Regions from separate parts of the Homo sapiens genome. Here region 2 is linked to region 1. Evidence: chromatin loops called from intact Hi-C (ENCODE). Cell type or tissue: PC-9. All regions are shown on one strand. Each heading gives the region's core, and the rest is flanking DNA. Links, peaks and the distances in the headings are about the cores only.

What was found. Hi-C counts contacts between places; a loop is a spot of excess contacts. Peaks named below come from ENCODE experiments on the same cell type or tissue, not always from the same donor. Only the 100,000 strongest peaks of a DNase experiment are listed, where the experiment ranks them.
Region 2: it touches region 1 in a loop (8-fold over the local background); 20 of 110 quality-filtered maps call a loop at or near these places.

Annotation. Positions count from the first base shown.
Region 1 is chr2:157,185,269-157,201,666 of GRCh38, forward strand. No RefSeq gene overlaps it. Among named protein-coding and RNA genes, the nearest start is that of GALNT5, 64 kb to the right of the region's middle. In PC-9, for the core only: CTCF peaks have their summits at 8,998 (motif pointing left) and 9,200; no DNase peak of the experiment used is centred there.
Region 2 is chr2:156,583,398-156,599,795 of GRCh38, forward strand. It overlaps GPD2 (glycerol-3-phosphate dehydrogenase 2), which reads left to right. Exons shown (of 17, transcript NM_000408.5): 17 at 1-3,006. Among named protein-coding and RNA genes, the nearest start is that of LINC01958, 75 kb to the right of the region's middle. In PC-9, for the core only: a CTCF peak has its summit at 6,408 (motif pointing left); no DNase peak of the experiment used is centred there.

The DNA of each region.
Region 1 (16,398 bases), core at 5,298-13,297:
TTTTATTATTCTGAGAAAATAAGATCTGTGCATTTGCTGCTTAATTTTTAATAGTCAATTGTTACTTAGAATTAATTTAAAAGTTCATTTAGTAATATATATGAACAAATATTAGTGGTATTCCTGGAAAACCTTTTCTGCAGTCCTGCCAAGCATCCAGAAAATTGTCTTGTTGACTTCTCAAGGGTGTTTCAACTCTTTGATTCTAGGAATCCAGGATTCTTTGCCTGTCTACCCCCTCTGGTTAAAGGCAACCACTTTGGTCTCATTCTCTCTCACGCATTTTGGAAGGTCTCCAAGTGTAAAATGGTACAACATATGTAGCCTGCAAGCAGGGCAGGCATAAGAAACACCATAAGGATACACTAAAGCAAACTTCAAGCTGTGGAACGCTGGGAAACAATCACAGGCAACACACCAACTTGGCATAAAACAATCAGAGAATGAGGTGGCTTTTTTCAAGCAAAAGCATCATACTGGCTGAGGCGAAGAGGACCACAAAGATAGAAATATTGTACCCAGCAGTTAATGCTGCTAGCCAAGAGTGATCTTCAGAGGTACAGTGCAGAAAGGGGTGATGGTCACACGTTCTTCCCATTTATATTCACATGCCTGAAAATACTGCCCCAGCATCAGTCTCTTTCACTGTAACTACATATCTATGCATGCTAAATGAAACCTGCTCTATCTTTCCAACCCTTCTTTCCCTAGTGAATTCCTACTCATTCTTAAGAATGCATTTCAAAGGTCAACCTCTCAGCAAAGTCTTCCCTGACTACTCCTGGAAGAGTTAACAGCTCCCTCTTCTGCAGTCTCTCAGTATTTTATGGCATTTATAACATCATGTTATATTTATGTACTTATGGGCCTGTGTTCTGGATATACTGTAAGCTCCTTCAGAGCACAGACCAGGTCCTTTTTATTCACTATCATATCCCAAGTGACCACTATGGTGATCTATACTCAGAAGGCACTGCATATGTTTGTTGGGTGAATAAATGAAAGTACCTATTTCCATCTTTCCTTTATTTGTTTACTAAGTATTTATCAAATGCCTGTTTATGTGCATTGTTCCAGACACTTGAGAAACAGCAGCAAACCACAGACATACACTCTTCCATCATAGAATTATATTATATTGGGGGGAGACAGAAAACAAACATGAAAAATAAAAAGACATTGTTTTTGTTGCATCGTGATAAATGATGAGAGAAATTACAATGCAAAGAAAGGGGACAGGGAATCTTAGAGGAAGGCTGTAACCTCAAATAGGGTGGTTACCTCACGGAGAACATATTATTTAGGTAAACACCTGAGGAGAAGAGGGAGAGGGCCTCATAAATATCAGAGAAAAAGAGGAGTACAGAGAAAAGCACAAGCACAAAGGCCTTGGGCAGGAAAGGATTTGAAAGCATTCAATGTCTACATATAGTTCCCAGAATGTGGCAGAATAATGTACAATGAATTGATCTAGGAGACTCAATAAAATAAGTAAAGCATTAAAGTAATTTACAAAAGAGACTCAAGGAATTTAGACATTGACTCTAAGTATTTAAGATAATGTAATTCCAAAGCATTCTCTATCAACTCAGTAAAATTCAAATTCAATATTGCCCTGTAAAGTCTACAATTTCTGTCAGGGCTGATATTTTTAAGTGGGGAAAATTCCTTTAGGCTCAGTCAGACCAAGGAAGAAAGTCTTAGTTTTTCTTCTCAAACTGACCTACCCTTAGATCAATCTTTCACATGGTTTGGTAAATAAGTCTCTTTATAGTTCATGGGCTAACAATTCCTGATTCATAAAGAATTTTCCTTCTTCTCTCTCAATGGTGCTAACTCTTTGACCTCCATTCTCACACGCTTTGTTTCTGATCCCCAGCTCCCAAACTTCGTGGACCATCTATTTCTTTACCACCATGGCAAATACTCTTGACAGAGCACCAGAGATGCCTGAGCCTTAGAGTCCAGACTTTATCCACCTGATTCTGAAGTCAACCCCATGGTTTTGGAAATTCTCTTGCCACTCTCACTGACCCAACCATCCGCAAAGGTTGAAATAGTCAGTCGGGCACGGTGACTCACGCCTGTAATCCCAGCACTTTGGGAGGCCGAGGCAGGTGGATCACCTGAGGTCAGGAGTTCAAGACCAGCCTGGTCAACATGGTGAAACCCCGTCTCTACTGAAACAAATATAAAAATTAGCTGGGTGTGGTGACGGGCGCCTGTAATCCCAGCTACTTGGGAGGCTGAGGCAGGAGAATTGCTTGAACCTGGGAAGCAGAGGTTGCAGGGAGCCGAGATTGCGCCACTACACTCCAGCCTGGGTGACAATAGTGAGACTCCATCTCAAAAAAAAAAAAAATAGTCAGTCATGATAGGGAAAGGCTGCCCCTTATTTAACTCCCCTCCTCACTGTTTCCTTATTTTGCTGTTTTAAACTGTTATCTCTGCAGCACATCTACAATTCTGCATATAAAGTTTACAGCAAAATAATAAGTTTTATTTTATAAAAAAACTTTATTAAAAATAATTTTCCTATGAACTGAGGGGTGTGAAAGTTGTTTAATACTATAATCATACTAGAATAAAGGCCTTAACCTAGTGTCATTTTGTAAATATGTGCATTTTCACAGGGAGAAAGTCCATAGTTTTCAACAAATTCTCAAGAGAATCAACTATATTTGTAAAATAAGATAGTAAAAACCAAAGAACTGTTTTTTAGGAACATGAATTAACAAGATAAAGAGCCTTCTGCAATGATATTTAGAAGGCAATGTATACCTGCTCAAGATATAGGCAATATTAAAAAAGAGACTATCAGTCAACATTAACTTACCAGACTGATTAAAATTCTGTGCCAATTAAGAAATCTGAAAACTCCAACTAAAAAACAAATATGTATTCTCATTATTAACTATCTATTTTTTAATGAAAGATTATCCAAAAGAGAACAGTTAAGGGCATATGAGAGTTATATAGAAGGCTACAACTAGTGACTTTACCAGTGACCTTACCATACTATTAAAAAATCACTATATACATGCACAAGAATGAAAGTGTATTCTTTCATTGTAGAAATTACAAATACTACTGTATCAAGGTACCACCAAGGTGACTGTTTCAGAACACAGGCCGGGGGACCTATTTTCTGTTCCTGCTTTGGTCTTTGTCTCTCTCCATGCACCTTGAAAAGATGTGTTAGTCTTTATATCTCCTTTTTTTCCCCATAAAGTCACAGAACCACTTGTTTATTATTTACTTTTTAGTGTATTCAGAGAAAATTTTAAATATCAGGCCAGTTTTTCATAACTACTCAAGATATTCTGTTCACTACCATGCAAATACCCCTTCAGGAGATGCAAATTACTTTTATTATTATATTAAGAACTGCAAAGTGAAGCCAAAGAATAATTCAGTGAGTTACATAATATGTGTTCTAAAGATGGATATAAAATAATTTTAAATTATATTTTTGTTGTAATAACAATTCCGTTCATGTTCTCTGCTAGAATATGACAGCATTTGGCAAAGGTGATGCACGAACCCCAGGGTGTTGTACAAGACAGTCAATTAGGTTTGGAAGGAAAATAATTAGCCTTGTACTTATATTTACATTGGCTTTATGATATCATACTCCTTGTTTCCCATCCTTTGTGTATGTGATGCAAAGTAAATAAATTATAGTATTTTATAATATATTGGATACTAGTTTGCTGTAGTCTACATAAGCATACTAGTTTTGATACACTTTATTGTTACTACTACTACTGTCTTATTACTAAATTGTTAATATACTATATAATTATAAAAGAAATATGTAGTGTAGTCCTGTATGCATATAATCTAGTAAACAAATATTCACAGTTTGTAGGGCAAACGCATGCCAAAAAGATTTACTGGCTATGGAGTTTATTATTAAAATCAGTTTGGAGACCACTGGTGCTGTAGTGTGACGCTTAAGGATTCAATCAACAACACACAAGTAAAAATATAAATGTAGAAAAGCACATTGAGTAAGGATAACGGTGTTGCCTTCACTATTGACACCTATGAAATGGAATTTTAATAGGGCATGTTGGAGGGTGGTCAACAGAGACAATTTTGCTAATTAATATGGATGGAGGATGTTACTTTAAGAAGGGTATGGAACACCTGAAAGTGTCTAGTTGAGAAAGAAGAAATAGCAATCGTGTGTGCATGCCTCCCAAGCGCCTTGTTGGCCTGTCTCTCTCAAGAAGTGTATGATTAAGACATACAAGTTTCCAGTCATCAGTGTAAACAGGATTTTGATTTGGTTTGGGAAAGCAAGCATAAAGAAATTATACGTATCAAAAAGAGTAGATAGGTCACAGTGTCTGTAGTTCTTATGGAAGAGGGAAGCACAAAAAGCCCACATTAGCACATCAGTGAGAACTCCATTTGCCATACACCTACTATGAAAACCGAGAACTGAAAGGCCTTGTACCTTGCCTCCTTTTCAGGTCTGTTCAGAAAATAAACCAGAACCATACTTAAAAAAAAAAAATGATGAAACTACAAATAACATATTAAATTATTCTTGAGTTGAAATAGAATGAAAGTTTCAGCTTCTGCCTTAGTGGATGGGAAATGAGGTTAGTTCAGACAAATCATAGTTGCAGAAAGTAATCTTCTTGTAGGCATCTAAGATAATTAGGAAACAACCCAACAACTGTTTTTAGAGTCTTCCTAGTCTTGGGAGAGCATAGCAGAGGAAGAAAGCATCTGCAAAAGGCTTGGCGTTCCCTGGAAGACAGGCACTGCTTGAGTCCTAGTACTACATGACCATATTTGTTTTAACTTAGTAATGTTCAAAAATTACGATATTCCAAAGATGGGAGGATAATAATGCCCATGAACTATCTGGAATAAAACTATAGATCAATTTTCAGAAAATATCCAATGTGGGATTTAAGGGTTCTTTCACTTTCTTCAAATTCCTGGGATTTTTAAAACTATATTGTTGCTAAGTGAGTCAGTTCACACACTCCTCATGACCTCCCCACCCCTACATTCCCGCGGATGCTTTGTGGAACTGCTGATGCACACTGATGCCCCAGTAGAGGTTTCCTGCTAGCCTTCGTGTTTTTCCTCTCTCCTTCAGCTGTCATTCCTTCTCAGTTTATCATCATCGATAAAGCCTAGAGGTAGCTTGTCTGCCATAAATACTTATCTGATACAGAAGGGAAAAAGCCTTTTGGAACATGACTAGGTGGCCTGTCTTGTCCTATATTTGCCTGGGGAAATGTGAGAATTTGTAATCCCTATTGCTAGGGATTTCTGGTCATTTTGAAGTACCATTAAAATGATTATCAAAGATTTAAATTCAGCAATGAAACACATGATTCTCTTAATGACAAGGTCAACTTAATTGGGTGTCTGTCCTAAGTGAAATATTGCTCATAACTGGCATCCCCCGATGTAGTTTAACATAAAATTATAAGTTGGAATTATTTTTTTAAAAAAAGCAGTGTATAGAAACTGAATAGTATAATTTCAGATCTGAGATTTCTAGCAGAGATTACAAGAAAACATAACTAATCAACAATCTTTATCAATTAAACATATTTTAATTAGTCCTGTGCTAGTAGGCAAGTCTAATCTGTCTCAGTCCCATCTTTTAAGAAAGACTTGTCTAAAATGTTAACCTGATTTCTCATTTATTTTCATTATTAGTCAGGTGTTATGACCTTCCACTTCATTTGCTTGATCCCTATGTCCTTGCCTCGGAAGAATCACAGATAAATTGTCTTGTGATTATATTTACTGATTAAAAATATTAATATGTTACCAATTTCTCAGTCTAATGTACTTAACACTAATTTTCAGATTTGTAATACATTTCCACCTAGTCCTAATTATGTTTTCAATATTCACTGAGATAGGAATATTTAAAACTGTCTAATGTAGACATTTTCACCTACTCTTTTTCCAAAAATTGTAAATACATGGCACAGCAGAAGTCCTCCCTCCTTGACCTCAGGGAAACTGAATTAAACAACACTTGGCACCAGGCTTTCAACCTGTATAATCATTATGGTAGGCCCTGTGCCAATCCTGTTTATGCACAACCCTCAGCATGCAGTATTAAGGAACAACAAGGATGGCAAGCATCCCATTGAAGAATTAATTAGCAGACCGCCTGGACTCATCAGAATGGTAAATAATTATCCTCTGACAAACTTAGTCAGATGTTAGAAGAAATTGCCATTGGAATTGATGTCAATGGCCACAATTCATTATTTAAAAGCTACCAGTGGCTACATTTTGCATAGAACTTGAAAGACGCCCCAGTCAGGTGATGAGCCATCAGTATCGCATTTTCCTGCCTGTGGGAATATCCAGCTGTCCTCCCCGCATCCCACACTCAGACCCAGTCTTCCAGGTCAGCTTTTTCTTTCCTTCACACTGAATCCTCATACCATACTCAGATGTGCCCAAGTAATGGATTGATTAAACATATTACCCTGCCTTGTTCAGCATGATTTTAATCCTGTCTGTGGCATCAAAACACAAGGACAGCTTCTTATCATTTATCCCAATTCTTGGCAAGAGGAGAGATTTCTTAGGTGTTTGTTGTCCTCTTCCTTTGACACTATTACCTTTGGTCAGGTTAAAAATACTTGTGAACTAAATGACTGATAATTGGTTAATCTACCTAAGTTAGCAATGGGTAAGAAGCATTACCTGGAAATGCATTCTCCTCCACGTTTTAAAATGGACAAGGAAGGTAATTCAATACCTTCCTACATAGTACGCATCCTTCAGTTATGCCAACTACGAAATGGGTCACTTTAAGTAATTTGAGGAAGAAAGAACACAGTTAAGTAGAATCATGATGCAGACTTTCATTTTACGAAAAGCATTAAAAATTCAACTAGGTCAGATGCTTTCTAGCTCAGAGTCCCACTGGAGTCTCATAAAGCTTAAATATGTAGGTTTAGGTGGTACAGTCCTCAGAATCACTCTCTCACCCTCATAGCAAAATGCCTCTTACGATTATGAGGAGGAGTGCAGTACACTTTCCCATAAAAATATATCATGATATCCATCAAACGTATTGTACAGCATGATAGATATTCCCTTCTAAATTTTGACAGGACAATGAGCATGGCAGACTTGGCAAAGTCGCATGAATTGTTTTTACCTCAGAAATGTGTGCCAAGTAGTCCCGAGCAAGTAGGCATGAAGGCATCCCTCTCATTGCCATGTAGCCCTAAGGAGTTTATGCACTGCAGGCATTGCTAACCAAGATAGATGCAGATCACATCAAAGTTTCCTTTCGTAACTCCACTGTAAATCACCCCATTGTCATAAATGCTTCAGTCCTAGTCCCAGATTACGTAGGAGGGCTGTAACTGTTAAATTCTTATCTTTGAGAGTAATGACACTCAAGATGGCGGCAATCATACCAAGGTAACTTAATCCTTAGGTCAGGCATTATGGCTGTGTGTTCTCCTCTTCCATTTTTAGATTATCAAGGATTCCATGGTACTACACAGAAACCACATGAGTAGATACAATTTTAATATACAGTGTAGTAAAACCTGACTCAACTTTCCACCCTTGGGAACAGAATAATCAGTTCCTTAGTAGAGGCGGTCTTTAACAAAAGGTCAAATAAAATTGTTCTGGAGACCTTGGGAAGCTTTAAGTAGTTGCTTTCGACAGGGAGCTACTTATAGAAGGTGAGTCCGTTGTGAAGGTGTCACCTTGCCTCCATGGAAATCAGATAACCCCATATCCACCCCCTCTGCCTTCTGCTTCACTTCCCTCCAACCCACATCCCCATTCATACACAAAGGCAAAAAGTTATAAATGTTGTGAAAACTTTAGTTTCAGAATATACAATAATGATTCTACTTGAATGAAAAAAAAGACTATGCTTCATATAGACAGCATTCATTCTTATGCACTGTCACTGAGAGACTCAGCAAAAGGCTGGTCAGTTGCAACAAGAAACTTCTATGTGGTCTGAGGTTGAAATTTCAAGTTAGATGAAAGCACAGATGTTATTTGTGGGTAAAAACTCTGAATTGTTTCATAACGGTAGCTAGTTTCCTGAAAGCTTTTTGAAAAATGTTGGGATACAGTATCTCCAAAAACCCTACAAGGCAGGTAAATAATGATTTTTTTTCAAATATAATTTGCTCCTAGCTTACATTTTGAAAGGCAAGATATAGTGAAACTGTAAGATTTTTGATCCTCAGGAAATGCTTTTAAGTCAATACAGTCTGAAAACAAGTTAGGGAATTAAAAAAATAAATAAATAAGCTCTCCACTAGTTTTAATGACAGAGGCTTTGGCAAAAAGAAAGAAAAAAAAAAGCCAGCACAGAAAGGCCCCTATTGATGGAACAACAGTTGGATGATCAAGAGATGGTATACAAAGAATGCCTTCTTTGGCTAAGAGGTTGAATGAAAGATACATACAGACTCTTCAACTCCCAAAACTTAAGATTCCATGAAATCTCAATATGGCACAAGCCAAGCAGTCTTTTTAGAATAAAGAGCAAAAGAATAAAACAATGGCATACATGCAAAAGGAAATAAGTAATCTTAGAAATGAAGCACAGCTTTTCTATTTTTAGAGGACTCTTTACCTTCTCCTCACATTTGGACCCAACTGCCTTAAGAGAATTTGCTGTGACTAGCATTTCACAAGCTCCAGTTTTGGTGCCATAATAAATATGATAATATGTCAGAGACTATACAGTGATATACAGATGTTTGTTACTTGGAGGAATTTTCCTCAGTTATGGATAGAAATAACACTGACAGCCACAACCCAGCCTAAAAACATATCAAATTGTCTCTTAGATTAAAAAATTTCTCTTCATTGTCACCTTCATATTAACATTTCTACTCAAGAGTGTAGTGGGAGTGTTTTTTGGAAATGGTAAGCTCTTTGAACTCTAATGATTCTTCTAAAATTAAAGTCTTTTGTCAACCATTTTAGACATTACTTTCTCAATGGATATACAGAGTGCAAAAGCACCATCTTGTGGCATAAACGAGAAAGTACTTTGGCGCAAGCCCTTCTGAGGCACATTTTTTCACACATACTTTTTATGAAATGTTTGTCAAGATTAATTCTAAGCACTTGGTATATTTCTCTAAAACAGATGGCCAAATGACTTAAGACAATTTAGCATTGAATATATTTTTAATACATTTGTATACAGATCTGATTCCAAACAAAAATCCCAGTACATAATAACTATATGAGATTCCTTAATCAAATTTGAAATAAAAATAGAATTTAGTTTTAATAAATGGAAAATTTAGTCTTTGTGTTTTATTAGTGAAACATTGCCTGTTGATCATTTTAAATTGAAATGTCAGTTATTTGCCCAGTAAGAAGTAGCAATTTTTCTCACAGAATTAATACAGATAAAGTTTTTAAGAAATTACTATTTGTATATGAGGTAAGAATTATTTAAGTATCAACAGATAGGCTTACAGAATTTTTAAAAAAAGAAATATGTTATATATAACCATAGGATTTTTTTCTCTGTTTGACAGTACTGAATATCATCTGTCTTCTTAAATATCACAATTTCATTACTATCTTATTATTGCTCCCACTTTAGCGATGGGATAACTAAAGTACAAAAAGGCCAAGTAACTTGCCCAAGTTCACCGAGCTAGGAAAAAGAAGAGCAGAATTTGAAGAAAAACTCCAGGTCCTCCTCTATTTTTCTAGTGGTTTCCAAACCCCAGTCCACAGGCATAGCTGGACTGACTGCACTGGGATTGCAAGGAATGCATTTCAAATGCCAGGGGATTCTGATTTAGTAGATAGGTTATGACATCCAATAATCGGTATTTTTTAAAAAACTTCCTGTGATTCTAGTAAAGAAAACTAGCCTATGTAAGCTAAAGAAAATGGGCACGATAATTACAGACATATAAAACTGAACATCAGTAAATTATCTTCATTTTACCTTTCAGCCTTAGATTATCTCAATTTACAACCTCACTTCAAAATCTACTACAAAACACACCTACTCTGAAAACTTTTCCTTATAAATCAAACTCTACTCTTTAATTATTTCTTCACTACACACACACATACTTAAAAGTCACATTAACAATAACCATTCATGTAGCAGAAATTGTGTTGGATGCCCTAGGTGTTTTATCATGTTGAAACAGTAACAAATACACAGTACCCTTTATATAGCCAACTGAGTTCACAGAATGCTTTCATTGAATTTCGTCCATGACTTGTATCTATAGCCAACCCATAGTCACAACTGAGAAGCAAGTATAATTTTAACACAAATGGAAGTTGATGTTTTATTAAGGTTAATGAGTAAAATGAAAGTGAAAAAAAGAAGACACATGGTGGGCTTCATTCATTAATCAATGAATGAGTGATTATTTTGCTGAATCACATCATTATTTTCAAATAGTAGAAAAATATTTTCTCAATTTTTGTATTATTTCACAGTGTAAATTACGAACACAATACACCTTTAGATTTCATCTGCAATATTAATGTTTATCATCACATTCTTATATATAAAAATCAACAACAGTATAAATTAAGCCCAATTTATACTGTTTGCCAATTGGTATGCAGTGTATTATTATTATTTTCAACCTTTAGATATCATTGATGTAAATAATCTCAAAAGCATAGGTTGTAGTAGAATCTAGCAAAACACTTAGAAAATGAGTTTTGAGCATATGTTTCCTTTGGTTTTAACATAATTTACTTACTCAAAAGTTTATACAATTTAATTTTTAGTAATGATAATTTTTAATAATTGGATTCCCAAATTCCTTAAAATTTAAAAATTTGCTGTTGTGGCCGGGCGCGGTGACTCACGCCTGTAATCCCAGCACTTTGTGAGGCCAAGGCGGGCGGATCACGAGGTCAGGAGATCGAGACCATTCTGGCTAACACGGTGAAACCCCCTCTCTACTAAAAAAAAAAATACAAAAAATTAGCCGGGCGCGGTGGCGGGCGCCTGTAGTCCCAGCTACTCGGGAGGCTGAGGCAGGAGAATGGTGTGAACCCGGGAGGCGGAGCTTGCAGTGAGCCAAGATAGCGCCACTGCAGTCCGGCCTGGGCAAAAGAGCGAGACTCCGTCTCAAAAAACAAACAAACAAACAAACAAATTTGCTATTGTAAGCCAGTGGGAGTAGGCTCCAACATACCTCTGATCATTCATATGTTACAGGTAAGGAAACTGAATAATCCAAGTAGTTGATTTTCCTTAAGTCTTATAGAAAATAAAAAGCAGATCATGATTCAAATCCAGTTCTCTTCAATTCCAGTTGATACTCGTGCCCAGTTGCTATACTACCTGCCTCCCCAGTTCGCTTCTGCTATATTAATGTGTTCTTACTTACATCTTGAGTTAAAATATTTGTGAACATATTTATGTGTGAAGTTTCATTCTTCTTGGTAACCTGAATTTTGGGTCCTGTTTCCTCTAAAATCCCTCATAATATCTGACTTATTTTTAAGCATAAGTAAATTCTCAAAATTTTGTTACATGACAAAAGGAAATTAAAAAGTTAAAGGACTTATCTTGCCACTGGAGGCTTAGTGTGGACAACAGAGAGTTAAAAACTCCTAGAGAACCAAGAATCATAGAAGGCTCATACACTTTTGTAAATTTTACCTCCAGGAGCCCTACCAGGTCCTCACAGTAAATATTTAAGAAAAGTCCCCTGACGCTTCCAACAGGGAAAGGAGAAAACAAACCATTTTGAAATAAACGAGAATATTCTGTTCTTAACAAGGCCTGCCATCAGAAGAAACTATTCTACCAGAGTCTAACTACAGGGGGTTTATTGGCGCCTAACCTACCTGGAGGAAGGGAAATAGCCAACTCCAAGCAACTCTAGCCATTCTGTTACACCAAAGGGGCCGGGGTGGGAGGGGTGGGGCTGGATGCAAGAGGACGGTCTAAGAAGCACTGGTGAAGTTTACAGTTCAGGGGCATAGGCTTACCAGACGTCAGAGACCTAACTATAGGACTACAGAATGCTTCTCTCTGCCTACACTTTACAGTACGTTACTAAAAACCTATTTATCAATTTGTATTATTTAGTACGTCAAATCCACCTTAAAAGAAAATTTAACAAGAAATACTAAAAGGTTAAAAACACAATTTGAAGAGACTGAATAAGCATCAGAATCAGTCAGATATAGCAGGAATGTTGAAATTAGCAAACTAGGAATTTAAAAATATACATATATATGATTAATATGCTACAGGTTTTAAGGCAAAAAGTAGACAACATGCAAAAACAGATAATGTAAACAGAGATATGAGAATTCTAAGAAATAATTAAAAAGAAGTGCTAGAGATAAAAAAATTGTAATAGAAATAAAGAATGCTTTTGATAGGCTCATTAATAGACTGCGCACAGCTGAGGAAAGAATCTCTGAGCTTAAGGATATGGCAATAGAAACTTTTAAAACTGAAAAGCAAAGAAAAAAAGACTGAACGAAAAAAATGAACACAATATCCACAAACTGTGGGACAACTATGAAAGGTGTAACATATGCATAATGGGAATACAAGAAGGAGAAGAAAGAGAGAAAGAAACAGAAGCAATATTTGAAGTAATAATGACTGAGAATTCCCACCAAAGTAATGGCACACATCAAATCATAGATCTGGGAAACTCACAGAACACTAAGAAAGACAAATGCAAAAACAAAAACAAAAATAAAACAAAATGACACCTATGCATATTATATTCAAACCTTGGAAAATTAAAGATAAAGAAAAAAAACACACCTAAGCACATTTAAAAGAATATAAGTCATATTATGTCTGCTCTCAAACCACAATGGAATTAAACTAAAAATCAATATCAGAAAGATAACTAGAAAATTCTAAAATAATCAGAGATTAAACAACACGCTTCTAAACAACACATGGATCAAAGAAGAAACCCCAATGGAAATTTTAAACATTTAGGAATAAATGTAAATGAAAATACATTTTCTTGGCTGAGCGCAGTGGATCATGCCTATAATCCCAGTGCTTTGGAAGGCCAACATGGGAGGATTGCTTAAGGCCAGGAGTTTGAGACCAGACTAGGCAACATAGCAAGACACCATCTCCACAAAAAAAAAAGAAAAAAGAAATAACTAGCCAAGGATGATGGTGTGTGCCTGTAGTCTCAGCTACTAAGGAGGCTGAGACAGGAGTATCACTTGAACTTGGGAGATCGAGGATGCAGTAAGCTATGATCATACCACTGCACTTCAGCCTGGGTGACAGAGGGGGACTGTCTATAAACAGAAAGGAAGAACAGAGGAAGGAAGGAGGGAAAGAATGTAGGGAGCAGGAAAGGAAAGAAATACAATTTATCAAAACTTGTAGGAAGCAGAGAAATCAGTGCTTAGAGGGAAATTTATGCATTGAATACATACATTATAAAAGAATAAAAATCTAAAATCAATCACATAAGCTTTAAAGAGAATAGAAAATTAAATCAAAATTCAGCAAAAGAAACAAATAAAAATAAATCAAAATTGAAACTAGGAAATCAATTGAGAAAATCAACAAAACCTAAAGCAGTTTCTCTGAAAAGGTTAATAAAATTGATGAGCCTCTAGCTAGGCTAACTAAGAAAAAACTCTCAAATTACTAATATCAGAATGAAAGAGGGCGCATCACTACAAATCTTAAGGACATTAAAAGGATAATAAATGAATGTTACAGACAACTATATGTACACAAAGTTGATAACCTAGATGAAATGGACCAATTCCTTGAAATACACAATTTACCATAACACACAAAATAAAAACTAGACTCTCTGAATAGGTCTATTTCTATTCAAGAAATTAAATCAATAATAAATAATCTTCCAAAACAGAAAACACCAGGCCCAGATGAGTTCACTGGTAAATTCTATTAAATATTTAAGGAAGTAAATATATCCATTCTCTACAATCTCCTCTAGAAGACAGAAACAGGGGGGAATACTTCCTACTTCATTCTATGAGTCTAGTATTACCTAATACCAAGTCAAGACAAAGACATTCCAAGAAAAGAAAACTGCACACAAATATCTCTCATGAATATAGGTGCAAAAATCCTCAAAAAATATTAGCAATTGGATTTAACAATGTATAAAAAGAATTACACATCACAAGTAAGTAGGAATTTGCTATACAAGGCTGGTTCAACATTTAAATCAAGTAATATAATCAATTACATCAATAGGCTAAATAAGAAAAATCACATGACCATATCAATAGATGCACAGAAAGCATTTAATAAAATCCAATACCCACTCAAGATAAAATCTCTCAGCAAACTAGAAATAGAAGGGAACTTTCTCAACTTGATAAAGAACATTTATAAAAATAAAAAAAAACTACAGATAACACCATACTTAGTAGCGAGAAACTCAAAGCTTTTCTTCTAAAATCAGGAAACAGGGAAAGTTATCTCTCCTCATTGCAGTTTTCCAACATCATATTGGAGGTTCTTGCTAATGCAATAGAATAAAAAAGTAATAAGAGATATAGAGATTTTAAGAAAAAAAAACTGTTTTTGATCTATGTTGAACATCTGAAATGATTGAAAAAAGTCTCTGGAACTAATATGCAATTAAAGCAAAGCTGTGGGATACAAGTTTAATATATAAAAGTCAATTATTTTTCTACATATCAGCAATAAAAAATGGAATTTGAAATTAAAAACATATTACCATTTATATAAGCACTCAAAAAATAAAATACTGAGGTATAAATCTAACAAAATAGTATAAAATTTATATGAGGAAAACGATAAAACTCTAATGAAAGAAATAAATGTGGAGGCATTCCATGTTCATAGGTAGGAAAACTCAATATTGTGAAGTGGTCAATTCTTCCCAACTTGATCTATAGATTCAACATAATTCCAATCAAATCCCTAGCAAGTGATTTTACGGATACTGACAAACTGATTATAAACTTTATATGCAGAGGTAAAAGACCCAGAATAGCCAACTCAGTATTAAAGGAAAAGAATAAAATTGGAAGACTGACACCACTTGACTTCAAGATTTACTATAAAGCTACAGTAATCAAGACGGTGTGGCATTGGTGAAATTAATTCAAATATGGATCATCATAGGCCTAAATGTAAAATGCAAAACTATCAAACTCTAGAAGATAACATAGGAGAAAACCTAGATGACTTTGGCTATGGCAATGACTTTTTAGACACACCACCAAAGGCACAATTTATGAAAGAAATAATGGATAAACTAGATTTCATAAAAATTAAATACTTCTGCTTTGTGAAAGACAATGTCAAGAGAATGAGAAGCCAAGTCACAGACCGAGAGAAACTATTTACAAAAGACACATCTGACAAAGGGCTGTTATTCAAAATATACAAACTCTTAAAATTCAACAAGGAAAGAGACAATCCAATTAACAAATGGACAAAAGACCTGAACAGACACTTTACCAAAGGAGATATACAAACGGCAAATAAGCATATGAAATGTTGTCCATCATCACATGTTGTCTTAGTCCATTTTGTGATGCTATAACAATACCTCAAGGTGGGCAATTTATAAACAACAGAAATGGATTTTCTCATAGTTCTAAAGGCTGGAAGTCCAAGATGAAGGCACTAGCATTTGGTGTATGGTGAAGGCCTCTTGCTGGATCTTCACATGGCAGAGGTAGAAGGTCAAGATAGCAACCTACCCAAATGCCCTGTGAAGTCTGTCTTATAAGGGCCTTAATCCCCTTAATCCCATTAGAAAGGAAAAAACCCTCACAGCCTAATCATCTCTTAAAGGTCACATTTCTTAATATTATCACATTGGCAACACCTGAATTTTGAAGGGGACACAATCAAACCATAGCACACATGATTAGAAAATTGCACATTAAAACAATATACAAATATACAACTATTAGAATGACCAAAAAACAAAATACTGACACAAACAAATACTGGCATGGATGTGAAGTAACAGGAGTTCTCATTCATTGCTGATGGGAATGCAAAATGGTACAACCACTTTGGAAGACTGTTTGGAAGTTTCTTCAAATCTAAACATACTCTTTCCATACGATCCAACAATTATACTCCTTGGTATTTACCCAAGTGAACTGAAATGTATTTCTACCCAAAAGTCTGCACATGGATATTTATAGCAGCTTGATTCATAATTGCCAAAATGTGGAAGCATCCAAGATATCCTTCAGTCAGTGAATGGGTAAATAAACTGTGATACATATAGACAATAGGATATTATTTATTACTAAAAATTGAGTTATGAAGCCATGAAAAGACATTGAGGAAATTTAAGTGCATATTACTAAGTGAAAAAAGCCAATCTTAAAAGGTTACATAGTATATGACTACAACTATATGACTTTCTGGAAAGA
Region 2 (16,398 bases), core at 2,949-10,948, 600 kb before region 1:
CCTATTGAAATGATAGTGTTTCTGGAGATTTCTCAGCCCCATCTTCCTCCAGCTTGTCTACCTTCCTCATGCAAACAATATTCCACATTTTTATATCTAGAGCATGACTGGCTAACTGGAGAGGGAAGGAAAAGTTTAGATCTGGTTACTGGAGCAAGTCTCAAAGAGAAACTCTGAAAGCTTCCAGAATCACAGGTATAAGATAAGGATAGCATTGACATTTGCTGGGAGTTACAGTGATAGTTTCATCTCAGCAGTTCATTTTTTTCTTCAGTCACTGCTGGTTTTCTTTGACTATTATAGTTGCCAGGAAGATCCTTGCTCTTCTTACTTTAAAACCAGCATTTAAGTGGCAATTTGGATGTAATAGGATGAGACCAAATTTATCTAATTATTACAGTAGTAATACATTTAAGAGTTAAAAATGTGTTTTTATATATCCACATATGATAACAAAAGATTCAATTCCCAAGCCTAAATTTTGAAGCATGTGGTATTGTCAAATCTAGCTTACCATCTTTTTTGGGGGTACTTGCAACCATAGTAAAGGAAGATGGAATAGACTTTAGTTAACTTTAATTATAATTATATGTTAAATAAGGCACATAACCAGTTTCCAAGGTCATCATGGTTGCTTAAAGTCTTTCCCCTTCTGTACTCCATGGAAATATTCTCAGTAAACCAAAAACAAAAATGGAAAAATAATCACCAACCCCCATCCCGACACACACACAGAGTCCAAAGCAAAAGTCAGTGTGTATTGAATTTAACAAGTAATGCAGTTTGGGATGCTTTTGCTACATTTTGGTGGCATTTTAACTAGTTATCTGAATATTTATTAATCGTACTTCCTCTTGTAAAGTTAACTACTTACTTTTTTGTTGTTGTTTTTTTAACATCAGGTTCTGTATCTAATAGGAGATGTAACACTTTATTTCATGGCAGGTTTTTATTGCAGAGACTTGAAGTCTTAGTTTTTTAAACTGGCACATAAAACACTTTTTGCTGTTATTTTTATTTATGTCAATACTGCAGAGTATCTTTATGCCTTATTCAAGTGGATTCTGAGCCTGTATGTCACAATGTAAACACTGGAGGTTCACTCACCTACGCACTCACCCACCACCTCTGAAAGAAACAGAAACTGCAGAGAAAGACAGCATCTTAGCTCATTTTGTTTTTAAATGAGGTTTTAGACGCTTGCCACTTCCTAAGGGAAATCCTAAAACAGAGCAAGTGATGCTCCCAGGTATCACTGTGAACTTTTTTCTTTCAAAGTGTGAATTTTTACACTGGCTTTTTCATTTTTTTAAAGTAATTGAAGCTTGTGGCTTTACAACTTAGTGTTTTTTGCTATCCAGATAACAAGTTTCATTGTTTAGAACCCAGTGACACTTAATAGGTAGATAAATTGTCCTTTAAAATATCCCAGATGATATACACAATATGGTACATTTGTGCTCTCTCTCTCTGTTTTTCTCTCTTTCTCTTTCTAGTTAGATCAAGATAACGATGACTTGTACCCTCCCTGATTCTGTTACAGTAGGGCCCGGGCAGATCTGTGTTTGTTAAACAGGCCTTGTTTGTGCATGCTTTGCTATGAATGAAGTTCCTTTAAGGACAAAGAAAAGCACACTTTTCTTCTTTTGAGCATATCTGCTTTTACTTTAAATCTGCTAATTTCTAAAATGTAGAGTCCTTCACCAATCCCAGAGACTCAATTTGGAAATGAACTGATTTCAAGCCGTTACTGTGAATAAAGCACCCCAGCATTTTGTATAAGCTCTTAATTAAACCTGTACAGCTTCTTTACCTGATTTAAGAAAGGGAGACAAGCAATAGGGGGGAATAAGCTTCTTCAAAATTCATTCCAAGCACAAAAGAAATTTTTTCCCTTTGCATATAAACTTGACATCAGTTGATTCTGTTGGGGTCGGGGTGGGTATGCAGGGATTGCCTTTTATTATCAAGTGATTTATTTCAAGAGCCTTTGAGGGGATTCAGGTGAAGGAACCCCCATCTGTGCTGGAGAGTTGGATACTCCTTTAAATAGCCCCCACCACAGTCATAACAATAATGATAATGCTGGATTATTTGTTAAGCCAAGGTTGTCTGCCTCATATCCATCATGCTGTTTGCAATATTCTTGCTTTCAATCAATTTATACTGAGTGTAACTTTAGGATTTCTGCTATTAAATGCATGCTCTCTATCCTGCTTCAGTTTCTGGCTTTGCTTTGTCTGTTTCAAAATATGTAGCTTCCTCTTTTGTACAACAAAAAACTCATTCTCACTTTTACTAAATATACTGTAGGAGTCATCATTGATGTTATTTTTCTCTTATGTATCTGTAAAGATTTTTGGCATATGAATGTAATATTAAAGTCAATGATGCTATAACTTGCGATGTTTGCATCATGTCAACCTTTTTGAAGGAGTGAAAAAGCCCTACTATGTTTTTAAATAGCAAGTGTAAGCTCAGTGCTAGAGTGGATATACACACCGCATGTTTTCATATGTGGCACTTTTATGTATCATGTTGGGTTATTGTTCTAGACTGGACTGTTAAATACTATGTTTGAGGCTGGGTTGTCATTTTTATAACTGTCTTGGTGTTTTATGGCCATTATTTATTACTTTTGATACACAGAATGAGCTGCATGCATTTATAGAGCAATAAGAGGATGTATTTAATGTGCCTTGTTTTTAACTGAATAAGAACTGGAAGCATGAATCAATAAAACTGATTAAAATGGTCTATTTGCTAGCATTTTGATGTTACTTGCAGTCAGATAACTTTGATTACTGTTGAAGTTTAAAAAAAGTTTGAAAATATTTTTACAAACTGTGTTTTTGATGACACAAAAGTGAAATATCTACAGAGATAGATGTAATTTTATAAGACTGCCAGAATTATTTGTATTAATTTGTTGCTGTAGCCTTTAGGGCATGACTTCTGTATTTGTGCAATCCTATTCTACAATTACATTCATCCTATTACAACTCAGTTGAATTCTTTTTTCCTTTTATTTCCTTATTTATTTATTTATTTTTTTAAATCTACCAGAGCCTTTCAGCCTAAGCGTTCCCAGGCACACTGATGAATTTTATCATAACTAAAATCAATAGAAATGAATGGGAAAGATTACATAATCCATTTTGATCATCTTACATGTCAAGTTAGTGCAGGGTTGCCAAGTGTTGATAAATGCTCTGACAGAAAAAAATGCTATATATTTTCATTGTCAGTAAATCAGTAAAGCTGTTATCAGTTTTAACACAAATTTTATAATGCCCATGTTATTTTATGGGGTTTAATTTACACACGTAGATGGAGTATATTCTCCATTTGTGGTTTAGATGTGCTGCCTCCTGGTTCTGCATGCCCAAAGGCATGTGTGAGCTTCTGAAGGTTCTTTGAAATCGTATAGAATACCCCAAAGCAAGGGCTCCCAGACAGACTTGGAACAATAAACTGTTTGTTCAGTGCCTGGAAAAAAATACATGGCAGCTTAAAACATTTTTTGTTGATCTAGCTTATCAAATCTGTTAGTGCTTTAAAATTTTTTAATATCTAATTTATCAAAATATTGCTCCCAATTGTATAAAATTTATGGTCATCAAAAAAATATGATACTAGCATCAATATTTTACTATCTTTATCAACACTGTACTGTCCCTGGTATCAGATTTCACCTGATGACATTTGACTTATGAAGGAAGGAAACAACAAAAGTTTTAAATTGATCTGGCACCCTCATAGTGAAACAAATTCTGTATAGGAGACAGAGATGATGAGCTTTTTGTGCATGTGTTTTGTATTTTAGGTCTCTAATTAGCTGCCTAACTTGTGAAATACAGGCACAGAACATGATGTATTGAGCCTTGACGATACCAGAGGTAGTCCTGTGGGTCCTGAGCTCTTTGCAAAAAGTAATAGATATCTTTATATTTTGTTAAATACCTGGTCCAGAATAATAAGACTCATGTGATCTAAGCAAAATACTACTTTAGCAGAATTATCAGGACCATCTTTGTTCTCCACATTTGGCATTTGAATTGCATTGCTCAGCATACCCTACCGTGGGTTCCCTGTTAATTGTATTCACATTGGAGTTGCTTCAATCTAGGGAGGTTAAGGTTTGTATGCTGTAGTCATAGGTAATATATCATCTTTCAGTAGAGGAGGTGGGAGGATTGAGTTTCATAGTACCTACCTTGATTATTAGTGCATGGCCCAGACTACAACTAGTTCCACCAGCTTCTGAGCCATTCATGCCCATGGTCTGTGCCTACAGCAGACATCCCTGCTCTCCTTTTCCAAGTACAGTGACTCCTGTAGAGCCTAGGATCAGTTTTTTCATTTGCTGCTGCTAGCTTTCCTTCATTGTACCAAGCAGTTGGGAGGTGTGAAATACATATATATGTATATGCTTTGGCCCTGGTGCCTATAAAATAATAGTTTTGGTTAAGGACAATCTTGAATTGGAGGCAAATCTTTCATAACCACAGAATTTCTTTATTTGTTTTAGTCTTATACTATAAAACTAGATCTAAATTTATTATTTAAATCCAATTTAGGCATATCTGATTTTGCTTTAAAAGCTATCTTATTGTTTGTCTAAGTGATCTAAACGTAATGACCTCAATCAACATATCACTATTCTTTAACCTGACCTTAATGCCCTCTTAAACAGAGGCTTCCCTCTCTGCTACCTCCTGCCTCCAAAGATTCAAAGTAAATAGTCACGTCTTCCCTTTTAATTTCTTGCTTAGATTTTTCTCACCTTTGCTTCAATATCATTTTTTGTTTTTCATCTCCATCATTAATTGATTTACAGTTCATTTTTCTGCATACAGAGTTTTTCCTATCCAAGTTGAGAAGCTGTAAATCTTAGATCCATTGAAATGACAGTGAGAAATATTTCATTTTATCCCATGAATCATTTGCCATCCTTATTGCAGACAAATGGCAAAATTATGGTGTACCATGTTTTCATAAATTACTCTGCCGCCCCCCCACCCCCATTCCCAGTTCATTTCATTATCTGTTTGGAAAGACTATAAGAGTCAGAACCCAGACACTTGCGGTAAACAATTCTGATTTTACAGCAGGCTAATCAAAATTTCATAACATTAAAATTAATTCCTCTGGTACTGTGAAGAATTTAATTCATGTACAAAATATATCATCTATTTTATAAGTCAAAAATAGCTTGATATTAAAGTACATTCTGTGATTTGCTAGTATAGCAAAGGGGAAGAGTGCCAAATTCTTTAAATAATGTATATAATTTTCATAGGATTTCATATGTCAAAGTAGTCATTTATGGCCTGAAAAGTATGTGCTTCGCACTATGTGTTTGAACACTATTAAAAAATCATGGCTTCTTCCAAAAAGGACAAATCTTAGGTTTTCATTTCACATGTGACCTAGAATGAAATAACTTATATGGGGACCACCCTGAACCCCCATTAGGAATACCCCCAAAAGTAAAAACCTGAAAATATTTCTAAAGCTAAATATTTTTAAAAAGCAATAAATGAAATCAGTTTTTATAATGTTATAATGTTACTAAAGAGATTTGGCTATTTTCCTTAATCTCTGTTTTATTGTCAGATCTTTTAAGAAACCATCATCTATTTTATTGTTGGATCTTTTAAGAAACTGTGGTCACTTATTTATACAGTTGAAAAAGTCAAGTTTATCCTGATAAATATAGTTGTCATAGTGAGCTGCTAAACTGTTTTCAAAATGGGCCATTTTTTAAATGGAGCTTATCCAGCTTGATCCATGCTTGAAGCAGCACTGAACCATTAAATAAAAACCTGGGACAAAATGCCTTTGAAAAGGGTTAATTAGCTTTAATATTGACTTATTCCATATAGGACGGTAATAGACTAGAACATTTATTTCTGTTTTGGATCATTAAAAACTGGCATTAGTTCTTCAACAATTTGTTTCTAATAAATAAAAATTGGACCAATTAGAGTAGTTTTAGTATAAGCCACAGTTCATGATACACTTCTTATGAACACAAACACGTGATCACTATTTCCCAATTCATCGTAATTCCATCAGAAACATTGTCTGCAAAATACAAGATCATTAAGCTCCAGAAAGGAGCATTTCTATTTTAACCCTAAAAACAGGTGGAGTGTGGAAGGAGTTAATGTATGGCCTGAAAACTCCCTAAAGCTAAATTGGCATATGCTGTCCTTGGTGTCATTTTTCTCTAACAGTAGGATGCGTTCCCATCTTCTTCATTACTTAGTTTTCTCCATTCATTGGCTTTACACTTGTAAAATATTAGTACATCGAAAAAGTTTACCTCAGGAAAAGTGCTTGTCAATCTGCGGGGGAAACGTCCCTTGCTGTGCTTAGTTTTTGTTCTTATGCTGCCCTCTAATGGATACCAAATTATTTCATTAAACCCAGAACAAAAGTAAATTTTCAGCTTCTCAGGGCTCCTGCATCATCCCATTACTGTTGGAAATTGTTATCTGACCATTTTCCCCTTTGCATACATGTTGGTGTAGCACAGCTCGTACTAATTGTGCGGAGTCACCCTGGCCAAAGTTGCATTCCTGTTCTGGGAAGTAGAGGGACAGCGATGCCAATTTGTGCACTGTCGAACTTTCCTTTTTTCTCTGCCAGCAATTGGAAAGAATTGATGTTCTGGGGGACTTAAAAATGAGGAATAAAAACAGTGTAAGTGCTGTATTAAGACGATATGCTGTATGTTTTATCAGCCACTGGCACCTAGTTCAAAAGACAAAAAAATTAGCAGCAGTGGTTTGGGAATAGGCCTGTGCATGAGGTGGATATCAAATCCATACATGAAGAATATCAGCACTTTTCACATGCTGCTTTCTGACACCCATTGCTAGAGCTGAAAACTATCTCTATTGTCCAGTTTGATTGCTTGAATCAAACTGATTTACAGCAAATCCATCTGAGCTTTGATAAATCTATTACAGTTTCATTTCACTGATTTCATTAACGTGAATAAAACCAGCCATGCTTTCTGCATAACTGCCTTTTAATGGCTTGGCCCTGTCACCTGCCTGAATATTAATCCCCCTGACTTATTGCTCCACAGAGGGAATGAGTAATGGGTATTTGAATGTGATCAGCACAGTACAATGCAATTAAGGAAGCAGTACTGTTCTGTGCCTTTAATCCTGAACTAATTTGAATTGCAGTTTGATAGCACAGTGAATCCTGCATAATTATGTAGGGTGCATATTAAACTCTGTGACAAACTGGAGAAGCTTTTAACCATCACAGCTATGGTAGACAAGTGAAGGCTAGAGTCAGAGAACCCACTATTGGACTGAGAGTACAATTAATAGAAAACCTTCAGCAGGGAAAGCTTGGGAGAGCAACACATCTTGGAACAAAAATACGAAGTGTTGATTTGTTTCAAATAGATTTTAAATTGCAAGCATTTGGACTTTAAGAGTTTCCTTTGATTCACAAGGTAGCAAGGGAAAAACTGTTTCTAAACAAAACTTTGTATTGTCTTGGTGCTTTCAGCAGTTAGAAAAACAGTAGCTGTAATACTTCACAGCACCTTAACTTCCTAGCTATCCAGTTATTTGATACTCTGCAGTTCTGCAAATGGTGCATTGATGATAGAATATTTACTGTTTATATACAGATCCTTTTTAGTCTATATGAATCCTAGGAATAAGAAAGCAAATATTCTATATACTTTGGATCTTTTGTGAATATATTGGTAATTGATTTGCATGATTGCTTAATTTTTTCTTCTTTTTAATCCAAAATATGTCAACTCCTGACTGTTGCAGAAAATGAAGGGTCAAAAATAAAGACAGTCTCCTCTCTATCCTGTGGTCTTTCTTGCTACTGTTAGTTTGACACACCTGAGTAGAAATAAGAAAATGAGATGTATTAACTTTTGTCCTGGGTTGGTCCTGCAGTGGGAAATAATCACAGAAGGTCAGAAATGAATAATTTGCTGCTATTAGGGCATTTAAGGTAAACAATCAATATCATACTTTTAATGCACATTATTATCCAAGTAAAAATGATATTTTGATTCTATTTAACTATTTTTATATAGCATTCTAATGTCACTTTACCACAGTAGCCACAGCGTGATACTTAAGTGCTTTGTGGATGGCATAGAAGATAATAAATAAGCAGATTGCTTTTACTTAAATAGTAGGAGGCAGGACAATTACATTCAGGGAAAACATGTACTGGAAAAATCCTGTAACTGTTTTTACTATAATCCATTCACTACTTATTTAAACTTTGGAATTTATTTTTGTCACCTACTTATTTATTAGTGATACAAGTGATGGTATATGAACGTACTGAAGCTTTAAGAGATTTGGATACATGGAGACATTGTATGTTAGAAGAAAATACCTAGCACTATATATCTCCCTACCACCGAAAAAGGGAGGGGGGATTTTTTTGCAATACAGTTGGGAATGCTGCTTTAATCCCGTAAACTGTTATTCAAAATACACTAAATGTGAAATGCATCAACCAAAATGGAGTTGGGGGAGGGAATGACTTCCCTAAGGGTGTACAATAATATTAGCAAGATTACAGACCTTTAATTTTTTCAATCTAATTGAATCCAATAGAATTACTGTAGGTTCTTTAGAGTCACCATATCCTGCTGGGCGACTCTAATCTAAATATTGCTAGTTAACCTTGTTTTTCAAAAATACATTGGAAAAAGCTAAATGGAACCTCTTTCCATAATCAGTTTACATTATGTTACACACTAACTGTTGATTACATTTTCCAGAGATGCATTATTTCCCTTACACTACCTGAAATGATTTTTCAACAATAACACTAAACTTTGGCTTAAATAAAATAATTTTGTTTTTAAAGAAAAGCATTTAAGTCATAAGTAAAAATAGATAAGAGTTTAGAGAAACTGGAAAAAAAAATAGACTAGAATTAAAGGTAAAACACCTTCTGGTGGACTGTTTTTTATAAATCAAAGCAAGTAATTGAATATATGGCACTCTGGAAAAAAATGAAATATTTGAAAGGCTGTGCAAAACATAGCATATGTTTTATTATTGAAACTCCTGTAAACCAATAAAAACAATACACATTATATTCGACGTCATGCTTTTAAGAGATTAGCATTCGATTTGCAAAATCTCAATAGGTTCCTTTTGCACATGAAAATATTTTTCTAATTTTGTGTTTCTTTTACTAAAACTTCTGAGATGCTCACTTTATTTCACCCATTTATGTTAGAAATATAATAATAGCATTAAGAGGCTGTTATTGCTGTTGGGCATATCAAAAATGTCATAGCAATCTTTGTTCACTGATCTGTTCAGAGCTTTTTAAAAGATGTTAATTATGGCTTCTCTTTTCTAGCATGACAAGTACTTTTTATTAATGTAAGCACTATAAAAATAATAAAGCCCCTACTTTATCCTTACCTTCGTCTTCCCCCACCCCCATTATTATTGTTGTTGTTGTTTTTTAATCGTAAAACAATTCTAGGCAGCAAGAGTAGTATGTTGCTTGAGCTAAGGCTGGGCTGTTAGCTAAATTAAGCCATTGTGACTCAAAATCCTCCTTTAATAAGGTTCATGCTGTCTACAACTTCATCATTTTCGCTGAATGATAATTACTTTATTCAATCATGTTCAAGGTTTTAGTGAAAGCTAGCATTGATTGATTAACTTCAATTACCATGCTTACATTTGCATAGATAAAAACTGCTTTTCAATTTGTGAGTGGCACGCCAGTGGAAACCCTGCGCTGATATTTGCATTTCAATGTGAACAGTGAAGAATAAAGGTGGAAGAGAGGTCTGATCAGTGCTAAGCCCTTTCTGCTTCAGTGCTTAAGCATTTTTCCATAAACACTCTTGTTATGATGTTAGTTTGTTCAGACCACTCTGAGGTAACTGATGGAGGCTCCTGTTTACAAGCTTTCGTGGCAACTGAACAGTATGGATTAGGGGGAAAGGACTCACACAGTAGCTTGCAGGCTGGCCACCAAGTTAAAGAAGAATGAAATCTCTTCCTGTAGCCTGTCACAGCAACTCCCAAATGCCAGCAGTGCTTCGAAGAACAACCTCTCTGCAACTGATTGGCCCAAACCCGGTCTGACCTTACAAGAGCTAGTGCTTTCTTCCTTGAGCAGTCTGCTGGTCTAGGACCAAGTGTTGAGATTTCATCAGTCGGACTTTCTGTTCAAACCCAAGGAAGGGTCCAAAGTAAAGTGAATAAGTCCTTTTCATTCATACCATGTAGGCCCCATAACAAATATTTACTTATGCTATATTCAGCGGTCATTATCACTACATAGTTTGAGTAACCTGATTTTTGGCATGTGGGTAAGACAAGGCTTGTCCTGTTTTCTTTACCCCTTGGTGGTTCAGAAATGCAGAGATTTGGTCCTTTTCTGCATATCAGTGATTTATCAGGGCCATATTATTCTTTAACTAACCCTGGGAAGTTCAATCTTTATAAAATCACAAAAGCACCTAACCAGAGAGATAGTTCTCAAATCAATGCAAGCCTCTTATTTTCTTCTTCAAGATAGGCAACTAAGTGGAACATCTTGTCAATATAAAACTCAATAACTTGGGGGGAGTTAATATTTTGAATCTAAACAGGTTTGACACGTAGTGGCATTCAGTAAGTCTTTTTGGCTTGCGATAGCTTTGAAAATGAAAACTCCTACCACCCCCAGGATGTTTCTAGTTGAGCACCAGAGAGATTTCCACCGCCCACCACCGCCCCCCACCAAAAAAAAAGTCTTTCAGTTGTTAGGACAAGTAAGTAATGCCATTAAAAATATGTCATCAGATCCAACGTGACTTTACACGGACATCCAGGCTTCCATTAAGTAAACTTGAAGATGCATAGGAAATTACCTATACCTTTTAAAAATCCATATACTAATGCATGTATTGTTTCTATGATAAATATTAAAATCATTTGAAGGGCAAATTGCATGTGATTTTACATAAGTTTTTTTCTTTATCAAATCAAAAATCCTCTAGGGGCTTCACATAATTTTTAAATGTTTAAAGATAGAATGAAATGTCATCTTTTTCTGAAATCTTACATATGTTCTGATCTGTAGCTCTATAATTATTCTTTAATTAAATTAGGATATCCATTATAATGCTGCACCAGTCTCCTACCCCCAAGTTTGAAGTACTGAGAAATGCTGCTGTGTGCTGTATACTTAAAGATTGGTCCTGTCCATTTGATAGGTCCCTGGTCCCACCCCAAAGTTTAGTACTACACAGATTGGCAGCTGTGCCTCCCCGAGTACAGAACCCAGAAGCATTGTCATTAGTGTTGAATACCTTATAATATCCAGAGGAAGCCAGGTTCCTGGGATGGTAACTTTTGCCAAATGTGTGAATATTGCCCATTAGCCCTGGTAATATGCAACAGATGAATGAATAAGCCAATGTTGAAAGGATGAGTCTAATTGGTGATTTCTTTATATATATATCAATTAATAAAGTTTTAAAATAAAAATTTCTTAAGAAAGAAGTTCCTTAGAATGTAAAGGAAACCAAAACCAAGCAGAGATCAACAAAGCAATGTTTTGATTGACACTTGTGACAAGTAAGGGGTTTTGTGTTTCAACAGAAGTTGCTTTGTCCCATTTCCTGGAAAATGAGGGTAAAGATGGTGACATAGGAATAAAACTAGTAGACTTTACTAAGGAAAAAGAAGTTATGTAAAGAAGACAAACTGGAGAAAAATCTAAGATGTTTAAATATAATGGTAAAGAGTCTCCATCAGTTTAGACAGTTTGGCTCGAAGTATTATCCACCGAAATGTATAGAACTTTCTTTGTAGTCAGTTTTATAACTGGCATGTGAAAGAATGCTATTTTGAAAAGTTAATTTTAGTTGGGTTGGATAATTAAGTGCAGAAAAATGAAGCAGCCTTGGAAGTCAGTGAATTATGTTGTCAAATCAGCACATAACACATACAGGCATAATAGAAGGAAAAAAATACTGTAAGAATTTAAATGGGTAAAATGAATCAATAATAACAATTTTTAAAAAGTGTAAAACTCCATGTTAGTACATGAGAGTAAGCAAACTACAGATATGCTTGTCAAATGTCTGTGAGCTAAACAAATATCAATTTTGTGTTGTAAAAATGGATTTGAGGAAACAGTGCTTAAAACAATGAGTAAATACTATAGGATCGACTATATTATTTTCATTCTGAAGACAATATTTAGAAAGTTGCCCTGTGAGGAACTAACTCTGCCATTTTCTTTAAATTGGTGATCCTTTAGCATTTAAAATTTGAAAAGCATATAATTCTAAATTAAGTGTACCTCAACATTCTCAAAAGGGAGACCTCTTTCTGTCGGATTCGGCTTTGTGATCTCCTTCACATCTTCATCCCCAGTCCATTCTCAGTGCCTGTGAGACTCAAAATCTTATCCCACAAAACACGGTGTGGCATGAAGCCAGCCAGGTAGTCTCATGGGTGACTCCATGACACACTCCATAACTATCTGAAATTGTTCAGTGTTGAGCTTCAGAGGCATGAGTTCCAAGGTGTTTGTCTGAATTTTGATAGCTCTTTCTAGAAATTTGAGATAGAGATTCACTACTACAACCTTTCTCATTGTGTTTTTGCCTTCAATTACTCAGGTACATATTTTCTTCCTTCTTCATCAGTTATTTCTCCCCTGCTTTTATTTTCTTCCATTAGTACCCATTTCTCTTCAGAAAATTATTCCCTTTATCTGGCTAATCTTAGGTAGGAATGAGCTATGCTAGTACAGAGCAATTTTCTTTCCATAGTGCCACAAGTTTAAAAAAAAAAAAAGTCCATCAAAGCCAGATATTTCCAGTCCTCTTCCAAACACTTTACATTTTACATGATTATTTAAAGATAGAGATACTGCATTTAGAGACAAGTATTTTAAAGATCCTAGAGAAACTTCTTGGAATTGAAACAAATTAAAGCTTTAAATAATATCTGGGTGATACTTTGACAACGGATGTAATACCTGTAAACTGTAAATATATGGTGAATTAAATGTAATATATATTACACCTGTAAATATATGAGTGAATTAAGGAGTCATTGTAGATTAAAATCATCCCAGAAATGCCTGAATTCAAAGTCTGGTTATGTGGAAATGGAATAAACATTCTTTACATCTACATTTACTGACAACTAACAAAAGAAGCAAAGAACAGAGAAGTGAAAAACACTTTAGATGAAGCTTCAGAAAGGCATGTTGAAATTGTTCTGATTCTCTCTGGTCACCCAAATAAAAATGTGATCACTTAAAGTGAATTAAGTACAAATACAAATAGTCATCTGTTTCAGTCAGGACTTCGGGGAAACAGTTCGTTGCTGCCTCTGCCTCTCATCCCTCAACCTCCTGCCTTGATTTTTTTTCCTTACTGAAATGTTCATTATTTTGCCAATTTATTTCTACTTTTTATTTTAAATTTTTGGCAAATTATAATCCTATATAATTATGGGGTACACTGTGATGTTATACAGTGTGGGATGATTGACTCAAGCTAATTAACTATCCATCACCTTAAATACTTATCATTTATTCCTTCTGTCTAACTGCAACTCTATACCCTTTGACCAACATCTCCATGTTCTCCCTACCCACCAGCCCATGGAAACCACCATTCTACTCTGTTTCTATCAGTTCGACTGTTATAGATTCTACATGTGAGCTTTCAGATGAATTAAGGTCAGATGGATATCTAAAGCAATTGCTCAGAGATAGAGAAATAGGGTCAAAACTGACAAGATAGTGGAGTCTTACTTCCATTAAATTTATGAACATGAAAGTATTAAATGGAAAAACTTGGGGCTAGGAAGTCTGATTTCTGTTTCTTATCTTGTATCTCTCTCTTGTGCCCTCCACTCCAGCAGCTTCACTCTCCATAAAATTATGAGGATGCTGAAAAGTTAAAATTGGAGTTATCTGATTGTTCTTTGATAACTCTGTTTTGTCATCTAGTAGAAAAATCCCTGGTTTCCTCATCTGTAGCATAGAAAGGTCATTTTCTGGGTTTATTACCTGCTTCTCAGGTCATTGTTACAATTATCAGATATTTTAAAGCAATTTTTCTGTGGTATTTTACTAATTTTGCCATAGAGAAAACATACTCTTTTGTTCATTTACCCAGCATTAAAATAATTATTTTCCTTTTATCCTTGGAAAAATATAAGCTTTTAAGAAAGAAATCCAAAAGCCACAGGATAGTCAAATGAAGGAATTTTCATGGCAGTGCCAGAAAAAAAATCCTCCTTCTGTCCATATACCAGATCATTTTTTAAAAATGACATTCAAATGACAATCACATGGCACCGTCTTTGCTGGAGTTGCTATGCACGATGGTGCTAAACTCTGTATTATAATATATGGTGCAGATGGCACCTACAGTGCATTTATGTAGAGATTTTGTCCACCCCTCCAAAAAGATATATTTACTTACAATGACTCAAAACAGATGGATAGACAAATCTGTCTTCGATATTTAATACTAATATATTAATGTGCAAATGACTTATAACAATAGGTTTGTTTTCTAGAGCCTAATGCAATGGTTGCCATAAGAACACAAATTATGTGTACATTTTAATGCATCTATGCTTCATAATTATGCATGGTTGTGTGCTGTTATAATTGACATAAAATATAAAACAGGTCAAAGAGCAGCTATTAAAACTATTTTTCATTTTGCTTCTTGACAGCCGGCAACATTGGTGCCTGGTACATTTAATAGGGCCATACATGGAATGCGCAGATAGTTATAGAATTGCAACCACATTAAAGGGCTCCAGAATTTGTGACCTAATTATTTCAAACATTGTTTTAAAGCTGATAATTTTATGTAGAAGGCTCCTATTTTGAAACCAAATAGGTGCAGTACTTTAAAATAAAGAAAGAATGAGGAAGGGTATCTCGTGTGTGTGTGTGTGTGTGTGTGTGTGTGTGAGAGAGAGAGAGAGAGAGCGAGAGAGAGAGAGAAGAGTGGAATTTTATTTGGAAATAATATATGTCCTTAAATATTATGTTTTCCTGCTTAGGTAAAATGGAGAGGTAGCCTCCACCAATCTTATGTATTGACAACTAAATTTTGCTTTGTATAACTCTCAGTCTAATTTTTGTTTTTTGTTTTCCAGAACACTTAAGAATCATCTGACTAAATTCTCATTTCCTACAGAGTTCTATGGGAATCTTGTTTTCTAATTACTTAATACACTTGATCCCCCCGTGTGGGAGCTGAGCATTAATATCCTCACCCTAGCAGGGAGGAGAGAAGTCCAGGGAAGCAAAGTGACTTGCTCAAGGGCACTCAGCAAGCCCTTGCTAAGGCAGGGATTGGAATTCTGAACACCTGCATCTTGGGCATGACCTCAGGCCCTTGCTCCTGCCACCTCAAATGTTTGTAATTCTTCAGCAGGCTCCAAATATCTTCATTTACTTGTCATAAAGCTGCAGGGAACTCAGGGTGAAAGAAATGGAAACATGTACAAAATCAACCAATAGCAATGCAAACTTGACTTATAACAAGTTTCCGTTGCTGTACTTTTCAAATGCATAGATTTTTGGAACTGTAAAACAAAAACATAAAATTTACACCCAAAGAATAAGGCTTTCTTACTGTTATTATGATGCGTCAACATAGCTCATGTAATATTTCTTTGTTTCAGAATTTTCATTTTAGCATAGAAAGATAAATCTTTTTTAACAGTTGGGGCAGGATAGTTTTCCTCAGTTCTAGGAATCAACATCACATACACTTTTGTGTATTTTAAAGATGTTTCCTTTCTATTATTTTCAATAATTACAAAGTTACATAATGAAGTTAAAGGAAATTAAGAGAAAGTAAAATGAAACAATGGCTGGGGGCTGCTTTAATGTACTTCTTTGTATGGTGAGTTTTTGTCTCCTAGGAGCGCAGGGCCAAGGTGTATGCAGGCAAAAACCAGATACCAATGGATGGAATTAAAAATTGGGGGAAGAGCATCTTTAAATAAAATGGTAGAAATTTCTTATTCAATTGTTGCAGCTCAGTAAGGTCCTACTGTGGATTTGAATGCAATGGGTCTTATTGTGCATTTAAAGGAGAAAAGTTCAGAGTGATCAGCAGCGCCAATAACTGTCGCAAGAGCAACAACTGTTATATGCGGCTTCATGTATGTCAGAGGCTGGTCTAAGTGTTTGCATAGATTAATTCATTTAATATTCATAACAACTCCACCATTGGGTACTGTTACTATCCCTTTTTAAAGGTGAAGAAACGGAGGTAAAAAGGGATTGAAGGACTCTCTCAAGGTCACAAATGTGGTAAGTGGAAGAGTTGAGTTTGTGTGGAGCCTGGAGTTTGAATGGCCTTCTTTGTTC